Regions from separate parts of the Homo sapiens genome. Here all the other regions are linked to region 2. The links are chromatin contacts, found by Hi-C in ENCODE. All regions are on one chromosome and are shown on one strand. The core of a region is the stretch at or near the end of the contact, and the rest is flanking DNA. Distances in the headings are between cores, read along the strand shown.

Region 1 (4,031 bases), core at 1,137-3,636, 650 kb before region 2:
TTATTTGCTGGAAGGAAATAACACTTTCATGTGCTTCTAAGTTTGGCTCTTTATATGTGTTACCTTGATCATTCTCTCAAGCAGCACTGCCCTTAATCCCAAGCAACTGGAGCTCTTGGGCGGGGTGGGGGCCTTATTGGTCTTCCTCTGCCCAGAGTCCAGAGGATGTGCCCACCCACCTTCCTTTAGATCATGCTCTAGGTACCTACTTAACCATCCTCAAATTTGCTTCCAGGGCCCAGATAGGCCTTTTCCTAGGTCCACCCTTCCTAGAGTGGACCTGCTAGTATGTACAGCCCTAGACCCAAAGGGTGGCTACAGGGCAGCTTTGTGGGGGACTCATGGTGTGGATCTTCAGGCTGGGTGTCCACATGCAGGCATAGGAAGCCTGAGACCTCACACTGTAGGACTGAGTTGGGAATGGTAAGGGGCTTCCATTTGTACTTTTTCTCTGGACTCCTGTAAATATTAGTAGCTATAATGTTGTTAAGATAAACAAGTACTATTGACAAGGTCTGAAGAACATTTAGTTCCATTACTGTAAACCTGTTTTTAACTGGATGTATTTTCTAGAATCAGTGTATCACTAGCTTCTCAGTGTATAGTGTCTAGTCAGTGAACCAGACGGATAAGATTTGCTCCTTAGTTAAGGAAGCCTGCACCAGGGTGAAAAACCGTTGTTGTTAATCTGAATGAATCTGTTCTTCTCTTCTTTTGCATATGTAACACTTATTAATGCAAATGGAAAACACAGATGATGCATTCGTGCAACAAGAGGAGACAAGAACCCTGAGGCATCAATGCCAGTGGGTAGACACACAGGCAATTCAGTAAGTACGTCTGGGATGCGCCAGTGGAGGCTCGGAGAGGCTAATGAGCTTGTTCTAGCTACCCAGACCCACAGATTCATGGCTGAATCCCAGAAGCAGCCTGGGAGATTTTGTGGGGAGATGAGGCAAAGTCATCTACTTCCTTGGCAAGGTAAAGGATTCCTTTCAGGAATCATCTTCTACCTCAAGCTGCCGTGTTTTAGTTAAACATCACAGCTCAGTATTGGGACAGAAATGTAGAAGGAAAAAAATGCTGAAGGGTCACAAGCAAGGAGCAGGTCTAGACAGCTGAGAGGAACCATTCTCCTCCAATAGCTCTGTTTCTTCAATAACTGGCCATGTAGACCCGTTCTACCCCCGAGGGCTGGGAGTCGAGTCAGGTTCCAGACTGAAATGCTCCCTGATCTTAGCATTCCTTCACTTGCCATCCCACAGGCACCTCAAATTTGGTGCGTCCAACTCTGAAGGGCTCATCATCACCCCATCATCCTTTTCCTGTGCTCCCTGTGTTAGTCAACTGCAGGATTAACTCCCCGCCCCCCAACCCCAGTCGCTCAAGCCTGAACATTCCTCAACAACGCCCACACCCCCTCAAATCCGGATATTTGGGCTTCCTAAATCTCTACCTCCTAATCTCTTTCACATGCGGTCCACTCCTTTCTGTCCCCATTGCCAAGGTTGGGCCACCACCACCTATCTTTGGGACAACTTACAGTCTTCTAAGGGGGGTCCTGCCTTCGGTCCGCCCCACCTGGCTCATCTCTTTTCAACAGTTTCTGCGGTCCTCACCTGCCCGAGACAGCAGTCTACAATGCGAACACAGTCATGTCCTTCCCCTTCAGCGGTTCCCCACTGCCCCCAATATGAAAAGGAGTTAGAAACCCCTGCCTTCCCACTCCCACCGAGCACCTTCGCCTTCTGAACTGGCCAGGGGCTCTGTTGCTTGCTCGTTGCTCTCAGACCCTTTGCGCAAGGTGCTCCCTCAACCCAAAATAGAATCTCGGCCCACCCTCTGTCGGTCTTCGCCCCACTGTCAGTTGTTCATTTAACAAATATTCGCTGCTTTTGCCAGGCTATGCAATAAACGCTGGGGTTACGCAAGGGGAGCGCAAAACAAAACAAAACAGAGAACAAACAAAAACCACAACTCCCAAAAGTCCATTAAGACCCCTAGCCACAGGGGGCTTACATCTGAGGGGTTACCGTCCCTTGGCACAAGGTGGAGTATGAAATCCGCCTCTGCCTTCCAGGCTTTTCCAGTGCCAAGACCTGCGGGGCCACCAATTGTGAGTCCCCTCCCGCACTGACTACTCCCTCAACAGGACAGGAGGGAAGCTGAACCTGTCGGGACACCGCGCTGGGCACGCTCAGGTCCCACCGCGCGTGCTCATCGGCGGTCCCTAGCGCGAGTTCGGACAGGCAGCGCCCCCCTCCGACTGTGAGCTGGGACGCTCCCGCACGCTTCCCGGCACCCCTTCAGTCTTCATGGTACACCCCGCCCGCAGGTACCCGGACGGCGGAAGTGAGCCGCGGGGGCGGATCTTGTTGTTACGGGTAACGGAAGTGTGGCGGCGTTGGGTTGAGCGGGCTTTTTGGAAGTTTGTGGCGGAGGTGAGGCCGAGGTGACTGCAGAGCGGCTCGCGAGGTGCTCGGGCTGTGGGACTGGGCCCCTGGGAGGGAGCGGTTCTGTGGGGGAAAGGAGGCTCCTGTCCTGACTTGGCGTTCTGGTATTTTCTCTGGCGTGGAAAGTAGGCGCGCTCCGCTGTCTCCCGCCGCCTGCCTCAGCTTTCGCGGTTCCCTCCTAGGGGTGTGCCTCAGTCGGAGCCCCTTCTGTTAAATTCTTCCCCCTTGGCCGAGGGTGAGCTCTTACTTCTGAGAAATTTCCCTTAACCTTGCTTTGCATTTGTTGTCCGGTCGCGGTCTCCATCACCAGCTGCTTCGTGTTATAGTTTTTGTATTTGCGCTCACGGCTTGTTAACTGAAGAACCCGGAAGGGAAGGCCGCGGCGTTTCCCGCCGGCGGGGCTCTGCCATTCTCGGATCTTGGCTTCAGATCTCTGATGCTCCCCAGCGTCTCTTGGCAAGGAATCTACTTCGCGTTCAGGGAATTCACAGCCACCCGCCTCTGGTCTTACCTCTGGTTTTAGGATGATTTTAGCAAATGTGCCTAGGTTGATTTAAACGTATCCCCCTCCGAAGCCGCCTGCCCCTTCTGGCTGGACACCTTTTTAGGTTGGTGTGTCCTGTTTGCATCCGGTAGTTCAAAGCATGGGATCTTGGAGTCCGGAGCTGGACAGACTCGGGTTTCACTTCTCTCTCTGCCACTTGGTAGCCTTCTAATCTTGGGGGAAATTCCCTAATCTCTGAATCCCAAAAGTTGTTCATCTAAAATGGGGCTAATATTACACCTACCTAGTAGGTGGTGTTGTGGGAGTCATGTTAATGAATGTAAAGTGCTGGGTTCAGTGTTTTCCCTATTATAGGGGTTCAATAATTTGTTCAACAAACATTTGTTACCTAGTTTGAGCTAGGTACTGTGCTAAGTGCTGGAGATACAATGATAAACAAAACCAGCTACGGCCCGTGTCCTTAGGGGACTTATAGTCTAGTGGGAGATAACATTTGTTAATCTGATAATTACACATGTAATATTAAAAATTGGTGACAGTATGTAAGAGAGTTTACTGGTGCCATGAGAGGATGTACTAGGGGAACGTTTAACAACCTATACTGAGCTTTTCTTTTCTTTTCTTTTCTTTTTTTTTTGAGACAGAGTCTCCCTCTGTTGCCAGGCTGGAGTGCAGTGGCGCGATCTCGGCTCACTGCAACCTCCGCCTCCTGAGTTCAAGTGATTCTCCTGCCTCAGCCTCACAAGTAGCTGGGACTACAGGTGCGTGCCGTCACGCCCAGCTATTTTTTTTTTTTTTTTTTTTTTTTTTTTTTTTTTTTGTATTTTTAGTAGAGACGGGGTTTCACCATCTTGGCCAGGAAGGTCTGGATGTCTTGACCTAGTGATCCGCCCGCCTTGGCCTCCCAAAGTGCTGAGATTACAGGCGTGAGCTACTGCGCCTGGCCTAGACTGAGCTTTTGAGGAGATGTGGATTGAGCTAAGATCTGAAGGATTTGTAGGAATTAGTAATAAAAGATTGGGGGGCAGTGGATGGAAGCAGGAATATTTATTTAAGTTCCAGATGGAAACATG
Region 2 (4,146 bases), core at 511-3,010:
GGGAGAGTCATGGAGAAATAGGGAGTGACTGCTAATGGGCAGAGGTTTCTTTTTGGGGTGATGAAAATGATCTAAAATTGATTGTGGTGATGGTTACACAGCTTCTGTGAACATGCTAAAAAACACTGAATTGTCCCCTTTAAATAAGTAAACTGGGGCCGGACACAGTGGCTCATGCCTGTAATCCCAGCACTTTGGGAGGCTGAGTCCGGTGGATTGCTTGAGCCCAGGAGTTCAAGACCAGCCTGGGCAACATAGAAAGACCCCGTCTCTATAAGTAAATAACATAAAATAAATAAGTAAACAGTATGGCATGTTAGTTTTATCTCAGTAACCCTGTTAGAAAAAAACTAGGGGGGAAATTTGCATACACACAAATGCAAATACAAATAGTTACGCTGAATACTCATATACATACATATATATATATACTTTTTTGTGTGTGTGTGTGATGGAGTCTCGCTCTTTCGCCCAGGCTGGAGTGCAGTGGCGCTATCTTGGCTCACTGCAAGCTCCGCCTCCCGGGCTCACGCCATTCTCCTGCCTCAGCCTCCTGAGTAGCTGGGACTTGGAGGTGCCCGCCACCGCGCTTGGCTAATTTTTTGTATTTTTAGTAGAGACGGGGTTTCACCGTGTTAGCCAGGATGGTCTCCATCTCCTGACCTCGTGATCCGCCCGCCTCGGCCTCCCAAAGTGCTGGGATTACAGGCGTGAGCCACCGCGCCCGGCCTGAATACTCATATTTTTACCTCGATGTAATCTACTTAATAAAATGTAATCTAGCTTTAAAAATCTTATGAAGGAGTAAAATTATTTTTTCATTTCTAATTGACAAAAGACAATAAAAGTCTGAAAAGGGTTTATTAACTTGTCAACAGACGCAAGAGTAGAAAAGGTGGAGCTGAAGCCTGAACACGTTTTCTGGCTCTTTCCCCTCTTCAGTTCCACCAGTCCCCCAATTATGTAACATTTTGAAACCCTGCCATGAAGAAATATAATCTTCGAAGACAGGAAGCAAATACTGATGTTTATGTGTTTGCAAAGGAACGTGTTGGGAAAATTCAAATTTACGTAATCACTTATTGAGCCCTTATGCGGCAGCATTTATAATTTCTCATCATTTTTCCACTTTTAAACTGATTTTCTTCAACCCTAAGAGTGAAGGGTATCTAGTCTCTGGAAAGTCCCAGCCAACACTGAAGCAAAATAATTCCAAAAAAAAAAGAACTTTTCCAGTTCTGGCTATAACAAAAACTTTCAGAAACTTAATATTTCTTCCTCATGAAACTGTGGTCAACAACCAAAAAGATGACAGAATGTGACTTCAATCACTCAAGTTCTCATCGAGGCACACTCCCCACTGTCGCTTCTATCTCGTTCCCAGAGACCCACGGGAAAATGTCACAAAATGGCACAGAAATGCCAGGATCAAGAAAAGGGTCAGCGAGAGCGGGGCAGTAGGGCGGGAGACAGAAGGCCTGGCACCAGCCTGCGCCTAGATTAAATGCTTAAGTAGGGCGAGGGTCATGCTCGGTGCAGGAGCCCCAGGTGACCAAAGAGCGGTGCCCCCGGGCGCCGAGAGGCCAAAGAGGAGGGAAGACATAGTGGGCGCCCTGAAGGGGCGTGGTGAAGCCGGGCCGCACTCACGAAACGCTGGTAGAAGCGGACTAGCCGTGGCTTCCCATGGTTGTTGAAAACCAGAATCGCCTGAATCATCTTTGCCAGCCACGGTTCTCTCAGCACCGGCTACTCCCAGAAAGCTCCTCCTTCCGCCACAACACGATCACTTCCGGTTGGTGCGCTGCTGAGAGCGGCACTCGGAAACTTGGCCCCGGCGCTCACGAGCCCTAGCACCCAAGGGTCCGGCCTCTCTGACGCCTTGGAGGGCAGGTGCGGATGCCGAGGAGAGTGGTCACCTCGGCCAGCGTTGGTTGGCCAGTCAGGATGCGAATCCGGATCTATGTCCCTCGCCCAGACCGACGGCTGGCCCCAGAAGCCGAAACGACCGTCAGCCGGGTTGCCAAAACGGAGAGGCGGCGGGAGCTTGCTTTTCTCACCGCCCGCTCCAAATCATGCACTCCCGCCATCCCCTTAGCGCTCGCAGAACGTTCCGCGGAGTGGAGACGCCGGTCATTCGGCCGTTCGTCGGTTATGGAACATTTCGTTCATTTTAATTTTTCAGTATTATAATGCTGCAGTGAATTACGTAGCTGTCTCTCCGTGCAGATGGGCTGTTCCTCTATGGTAGACGGTGAATGGTGGAATTAAGGAATTTTTAGTGCATTTCCATTTAAAATCCCAAATCGATCAAGTTCTTATTTTTGTTTGTTCTTTTAATGACCCAGTGTGGGTGAAGTGGAGCATGTCCGTATACTGCAGATGGAGCAGCGGATACAGATGCAAATCGATCCAGAGGACTGTTTGGCGATATGGATCAGAAGCCTTTAAAATATATAACAGTCCGGGCGCGGTGGCTCACGCCTGTAATCCCAGCACTTTGGGAGGCCGAGGCGGGCGGCTCACTTGAGGTCAGCAGTTCGAGACCAGCCTGGCCAACAAGGTGAAACCCCGCCTCTACTAAAATTACAAAAATTAGCCGGTTGTGGTGGCGCGCGCCTGTAGTCCCAGATACTTGGGAGACTGAGGCAGGAGAATGGCTTGAACCCGGGAGGCGGAGGTTGCAGTGAGCTGAGATCACACCACACTGCACTCCAGCCTGGGTGACAGATATATAACATATATATATATATATATAAAACATTAGACTCAGCGTTTCCAGCTCTAGAATTTATGATAAAATGATTGTGGATGTGTGAAAAGATTTAGCCTGAGGAACATACATTTCTGCCAGAGTATCTTCAGAACAGTAAAAAAAAGAAGAAAAAAATATATATCTCAGCAGTGTTATTACAGGGGAAAATGGGAAGAAAATTATTACAAAAATGAGAAATTGGTTAAGTGCATTGTTCTACATTGAATATGAGAAATATTAAATAGATAATAAAAATCATGCTGGGAAAGATTTATGATACGGAAGTGTTCATGACACCTGTTAAGCTAAAAGATTACACAAAGTATGTACAGGGACAACCCACTTTGCTCAAGATTGGAGGCAAATACACCAAAATATGAATCATGTATCTGATGGAATGGCAGAGTCAGGGTGTTTGATCTGTACAGGACCCTGGAACCACACTGCCCTGATTCAAAGCATGGTTCTGCGGACTGCCTGGGCACCCTGGGCAAGTTTCCCCATCTGTAGAAAAGGTGTAATATCAGTTTCCTAAACTGGAAAACTGGAAAATGAGTCTACTGACTTCAGACAGTTGTTATAAACACAAAGGGAGTTAGTATAATATTTGTAAGCACTTGGACAGTGCATGGCACATAACTGAGTACCACATAAGTGATTTAAAAACATCTTTGGGTGGTAGGATTATCAAGTTTTCCTTTTTTTCCTTCAAAGAAATATGTACTACTTTTGCAGCCAGAGTTCTGGGGTTTGCTTGTTTGTTTTTCAGAGATAGGGTCTTACCCAGGTTGGAGTGCAGTGGCACAGTCATACCTCACTGTAACCTCAAACTGCTGGCCTCAGGCAATCCTCCAGCCTCAGTCTCCCAAACCGCCACCACGCCTAGTCCAGTTTTTTGTTTGTTTGTTTGTTTGTTTGTTTGAGATGGAGTCTCACTCTGTTGCCCAGGCTGGAGTGCAGTGGCACAATCTTGGCTCACTGCAACCTCCGTCTCCCGGGTTCAAACAATTCTCCTGCTTCAGCCTCCCCAGTAGCTGGGATTACAGGCACATGCCACCATGCCCAGCAAATTTTTGTATTTTTAGTAGAGATGGGGTTTCACCACATTGGCCAGTCTGGTCTCAAACTCCTGACCTCAAGTGATTCACCCATCTCAGTCTCCCGAAGTGCTGGGATTACAGGCGTGAGCCACTGCGCCCGGCATGGCCCAGTTTTTAAATAAATAAAAACCAAAAGTCAGTTGCACTGAAACTTGACAAAATGTTTAAAATGTTGAGGAAGAATATCAAAGAAAATTCTGAAACAGAATTATGAAGAAGAACTAGCTCTGCCAACTATGAAAACCTACTTTGATGGTTCAAATTGTAATTATAGGAAGAATAACTGAAATATTA
Region 3 (4,221 bases), core at 28-2,527, 560 kb before region 2:
CCCTCGGGGCCGTACCGGGTCCAGCCCTCCGCCCAGGCCCAAGCCGGGGGCTTCGGGGGCAGCTGGGCCTGCAACAGCAAGTTGGCCGCCTCCAGGTAGGGCAGGCTCTGCTTCTGGGCCAGGAGGCGGAAGTGCTGGTCCAGGTTGTCCCCGTAGAGGGGCGGCAGGCGCAGCTCCACGTCGGGCAAGGGCACGGCTGGCTGCCCCCAGAGCCCGTGCTTCTGCAGGTGCTCGACGCTGCGGCGCACCGCGGCCTCGCCAGGCATCTCCCCTCCTTGCCCGAAGATTTGCTCGTGCAGCCCTCTCGAGAGCATCTGGATGTCCAATGGGTTGTGCCGCAGCTGCCCGCCCTCCGAGGATAGCACTTGCGGCTGCTGAGGCTGCTGTTGCTGCTGCTGCTGCTGCTGCTGCTGCTGCTGCCGCCGCCGCTGCCCGTCGCTGGGGTCGGACGCGGGGACGGAGCTGGAGACCCAGCGCCCCGGAGCTGGAACCGGCCCTGGCCCGACGGTGGCGCCGGCCACCTTCCTCCAGAGCAGGCGGCTCATGGTTGGTGCAGGGACCCCCACGCTGGGAGTCAGAACACCTGGCTTTGGGCTCCAGCTTGGCTTCTTTTACTGGCTGGAAGACGTGGAGAGAGACACGTCCTGTCTCTGCTCTCCTGTCAGTGAAATGGGTTTGACCATGCCTGCCTTCCACCCCAAATCCTAAAGGAGACAGATGATATAAAGCGTTATTTTACCATATATGTAATAGGTGTATCCATAATCATCATTCCTTGAGCATTTACTGCGTCCCCAACACTGTGCCAGGCGCTTCAGTTGCATTTTCCGTTAAGCCTCAAAACTTGGGAAACGTCAATACCCCTCCTGGGGGAACCGGGGTCCACGCAACTTCGTCAGTGAACCCACGTGGGGAAGCCGAGGGCAGCGAGTAAGAGAGCAGTATCTGGAGTAGGGCGACGCGGTTTTGAACCCCGCTTCTGGCTCTCTCGAGCTGTGTGACCTTGGGCAAAGCTCCTTAGGCCCTGATATCCTATTCTGTAAAATGGGATTACGGATTCTGCCTGTCACACCGGGCTGCTGTCTGGGGGACACAGGGCGCCTATGTCGTGCGGCCCTGCTCTTGGCAAGCGCTCGGCAAATGGTGGCTGCCATTACCGCGACCGGCGCGGGCCTAGCGTCGAGAGGTGCCAGCGCCCGGATTCGAACCCGCAGGGTGGGCCGCCGTCCCCCGGGACCCACACCCACACCCGGACCACGGCCCACCCGGCCGAGAGCGTCCTGCAGGAGGAGTCGGCGGCCACCCCCGTGCGCCCCGCCGCCCGCCTGCGCCCGGCAGAGGCGCCGCGGTGCGCCCTGGGACTAGCCGCCGCCCTGCTCCGGGCCTCGCTCCCTGACTGGAGAGGGAGGGGCCGCGCCGTCGCTCAGCGACCCGGCCTCCCCGCCGCCGACCCCGCCGGAAACCTCGGTCCTCACGGTGCTTCCCGGTCTGCTGCTCCCCCGACCCCAGGCCCACGGCACGGCGTCCCCCTTCGCGCGGCCTACGCAGCCTCGGGGTAGCGTGTGGCCTCCACCCGGCCGGTCCGCTTCGCTGGCAGCCGCAACTTCCCGTCTGCACCCAGCTAGGTCCCGCGGCTACCCGAGAGGCAAGCGGGAGACTCCCAGCGCGACCAATAGGAGGGCCGCCAATGGAGCGGTCCGCCCGCGGGGGGAGAAGGGGGACTTCTGGGTGGGCTCTCCCTGCGGAACGCGCGAACCAAAGGCCAACCTCCCCTTCTCAAGGAGCAGGTGGATTGGTCCCGAGCTAGCTGGTGGGCGGAGGTGACGTTTTTATAAGTTGCTCAAGAGACGGTAACAACCGACGGGCCGCGTGGCCTAATGGATAAGGCGTCTGACTTCGGATCAGAAGATTGCAGGTTCGAGTCCTGCCGCGGTCGAAGGGAGGTTATGATTAACTTTTAGTTTATTCCTCCCTCAGGAACGAAGTATTGGGACAATGTGAACGTAGTCGCCGCCGATTCCCACCGCACTTCAAAGATGTGGGAACGCCAAGATCCGCGGAAGTAACCACGCCCAGCAAGTCCCTGCGAGATTGCCCGCCTACGTGTCTCAGCGGAGGCACATTTCTAAAATGTACCAGGTCTCTCGCACCCCGACGCAGGTGGAGGAAAGTGGAGAGGGAGGGGCATCCTGTACAGAAATCTCAATTTATACTCAATTGATGGTTGGCAAGAGTTGGGGCTCGCAGCCAAAGCGAGGCTCCCTCCCTCGCCCATCCGGTGCTGCCTCCTCGTCCAGAGCAATTCTGAGGGGTAAAAATGTTGCCTTCCGTTGAACCTGAATTTGCCCGCAGATGCTAGCCTCCGGCCCACAGCGCGGCTGGAGCTTGTCCCCTTCCCCAGCTGTTTCCAGTCTCCGCATCCGTCTTGTGTTGCTCCAGGTGCTTCAACAGCTCTCAGCGCTCGGTGGTTGGTGAACTGTGGTAAAGTGCACGCAGAATAAGGTCTACGTGATTAAGCACCGCCTGGGGGTTGGGGTCTGGAGGCCCAGCTGCACAGATGAAAGGGAGGCTCAGAGACGTTTGGGACCAACCGAGATCACACAGCTGATTAGGAATAAAATTCAGGTCAAGCTGAAAGTCGGCCGCCACCGTCCAGCGTGGATCCCAGGACACCGTGAACGGACTACAGAAGTTGACTTTCGCGTTTTTAAGGAGTGGGGTGCAGGGAAACAATCCTCCGCCGGCCCTGCGGGCTGATGCCGACCCTCACCTGCTCCCGCCACGTGGAGAGGTAGAGAGAAGCCCCGGGCCAAGCAGCATTGAGCCCTGGTCCCTTCTATTTAAATATGAAATATTTTGCATACACTTTTCTAGATGTACTTAATATACACAATGTTTTAATGTTTGTGATTTTTTTGTTTTGCCAAAAAAATACAATCAATCAGAAATTCATCTGTTTTTTTTTTTTTTTTCACATAACTGTTGACTTTTACAAAATACTGGAAGGAGAGGCTCTCAGCTTAAATCAGGGAGTCCCTGAATGGGGAAAACATTTTCATCTTGTTTCTTCTAACCGCCTACTGATACTTGGCATTTCCTCCAATTATGAGCATAGGCTGTCAGCCACAGTGGTATTAACAGTGCCTGTGACTTTGTCCCCTCCAGCAACCACAGATATTTTCATAACGCATTACAAGTGCTGCACATTTTTCAAAATTTGTTTGCACTTATCTGTACTTCAAAATAACAGGGGTTACTAGACTGCCACTAGATCCTGTTAGTTAATAAGTTTACCTATTTGTCCTAATATTTGAATACCTTTGGTGTCCTTTGTAATCCTTCATGTTTTATGTGCTTAAAAACACTATTCTTCCATATAACCAAAAACTGCCTGTACCCCTATTGAAATAAAAATTAATAAAACATATTTCACAGAAAAAAATTAAAAACAGAAACACTACTCTAGGCCAGGTTCAGTGGCTCACGCCTGTAATCCCAGCACTTTGGGAGGCTGAGGTGGATGGATTGCCTGAGCTCAGGAGTTGAAGACCAGTCTGGCCAACATGGCGAAACCCCATCTCTACCAAAAAAATACAAAACTTAGCCCGGCATGGTGGTGCACGCCTGTAATCCCAGCTACTTGGGAGGTTGAGGGAGGAGAACCTCTTGAACCCGGGGGGCAGAGTCTGCAGTGAGCCGAGATTGCACCATGGCACTCCAGTCTGGGCAGCAGAGTGAGACTCCATCTCCCCACTCCCCACCAAAACAACAACAACAACAAAAAAAAGAAAAAAAAGAAAGAAAGAAACACACTATTCTAAGAAGGTGTCTATGACACAAAAAAGCTAAGAACCCCTGGCCCAACTGTCCACAGGGGCTGCTGTTGCTGGGCCTGATTGGCCTCTCCTGAGATTCAGTCTCAGGAGATGTCCATCAAGATGCCTGCTCCTCCCATAGACTACTTGAGACTAGCCTAGTGCCCTGGTCCTGGAATTAGAATCTTCAACAAGGACAAAAACGGTTGATACTGATTCCTGCTGAGGGAGGGTACCTGGAGGCCTGCACCCTTCCTGCCAGGCTACACCCTGTTTCCAGGCCTTTCTGAACCCAGCTCCTCCACTTCCCCTGCCTCCTTTTCTAGGAACTCCCCCACGTCCTTCTAGAAAAGTCTGTCCTTGATAGTGGTTCCTGAGAAACAGTTACATTTTCCCACAATTCCCT

The links. A loop is a pair of places that touch in the nucleus more often than their neighbours do. Pooled maps may share reads with other maps.
Region 1: a map of CD8-positive, alpha-beta T cell shows a loop between it and region 2 (12-fold over the local background). The contact joins the promoter of FANCI here to the promoter of AP3S2 in region 2. A Hi-C loop is called at or near these places in 1 of 168 maps with a recorded cell type or tissue (CD8-positive, alpha-beta T cell), 2 of 37 single-sample maps with no recorded cell type and 7 of 50 pooled maps.
Region 3: a loop to region 2 is called in a map of naive thymus-derived CD4-positive, alpha-beta T cell, with 6 times the contacts of the local background. The contact joins the promoter of POLG-DT here to the promoter of AP3S2 in region 2. A Hi-C loop is called at or near these places in 2 of 168 maps with a recorded cell type or tissue (both naive thymus-derived CD4-positive, alpha-beta T cell), 3 of 37 single-sample maps with no recorded cell type and 14 of 50 pooled maps.

What each region holds. Positions count from the first base shown.
Region 1 is chr15:89,241,593-89,245,623 of GRCh38, forward strand. It overlaps FANCI (FA complementation group I), which reads left to right and starts at 2,387. Exons shown (of 38, transcript NM_001113378.2): 1 at 2,387-2,441. RefSeq lists an enhancer at 2,590-2,969.
Region 2 is chr15:89,892,234-89,896,379 of GRCh38, forward strand. It overlaps AP3S2 (adaptor related protein complex 3 subunit sigma 2), which reads right to left and starts at 1,761. Exons shown (of 6, transcript NM_005829.5): 1 at 1,648-1,761. The coding sequence starts at 1,716. The region is part of intron 5 of ARPIN-AP3S2 (ARPIN-AP3S2 readthrough); the gene reads right to left. ARPIN (actin related protein 2/3 complex inhibitor) reads right to left here. Exons shown (of 6, transcript NM_182616.4): 6 at 2,773-4,146. RefSeq lists enhancers at 50-799, 1,792-1,941, 2,296-3,043.
Region 3 is chr15:89,333,210-89,337,430 of GRCh38, forward strand. It overlaps POLG-DT (POLG divergent transcript), which reads left to right and starts at 1,278. Exons shown (of 2, transcript NR_186332.1): 1 at 1,278-1,645; 2 at 1,978-2,952. POLG (DNA polymerase gamma, catalytic subunit) reads right to left here and starts at 1,615. Exons shown (of 23, transcript NM_002693.3): 1 at 1,464-1,615; 2 at 1-704. The coding sequence starts at 545. POLGARF (POLG alternative reading frame) reads right to left here and starts at 600. Exons shown (of 2, transcript NM_001430120.1): 1 at 1-600. The coding sequence starts at 600. TRR-TCG1-1 (tRNA-Arg (anticodon TCG) 1-1) reads left to right here and starts at 1,864; the gene lies at 1,864-1,936. RefSeq lists enhancers at 883-1,384, 2,254-2,353, 2,364-2,433, 2,774-2,823 and silencers at 1,074-1,673, 3,631-3,800.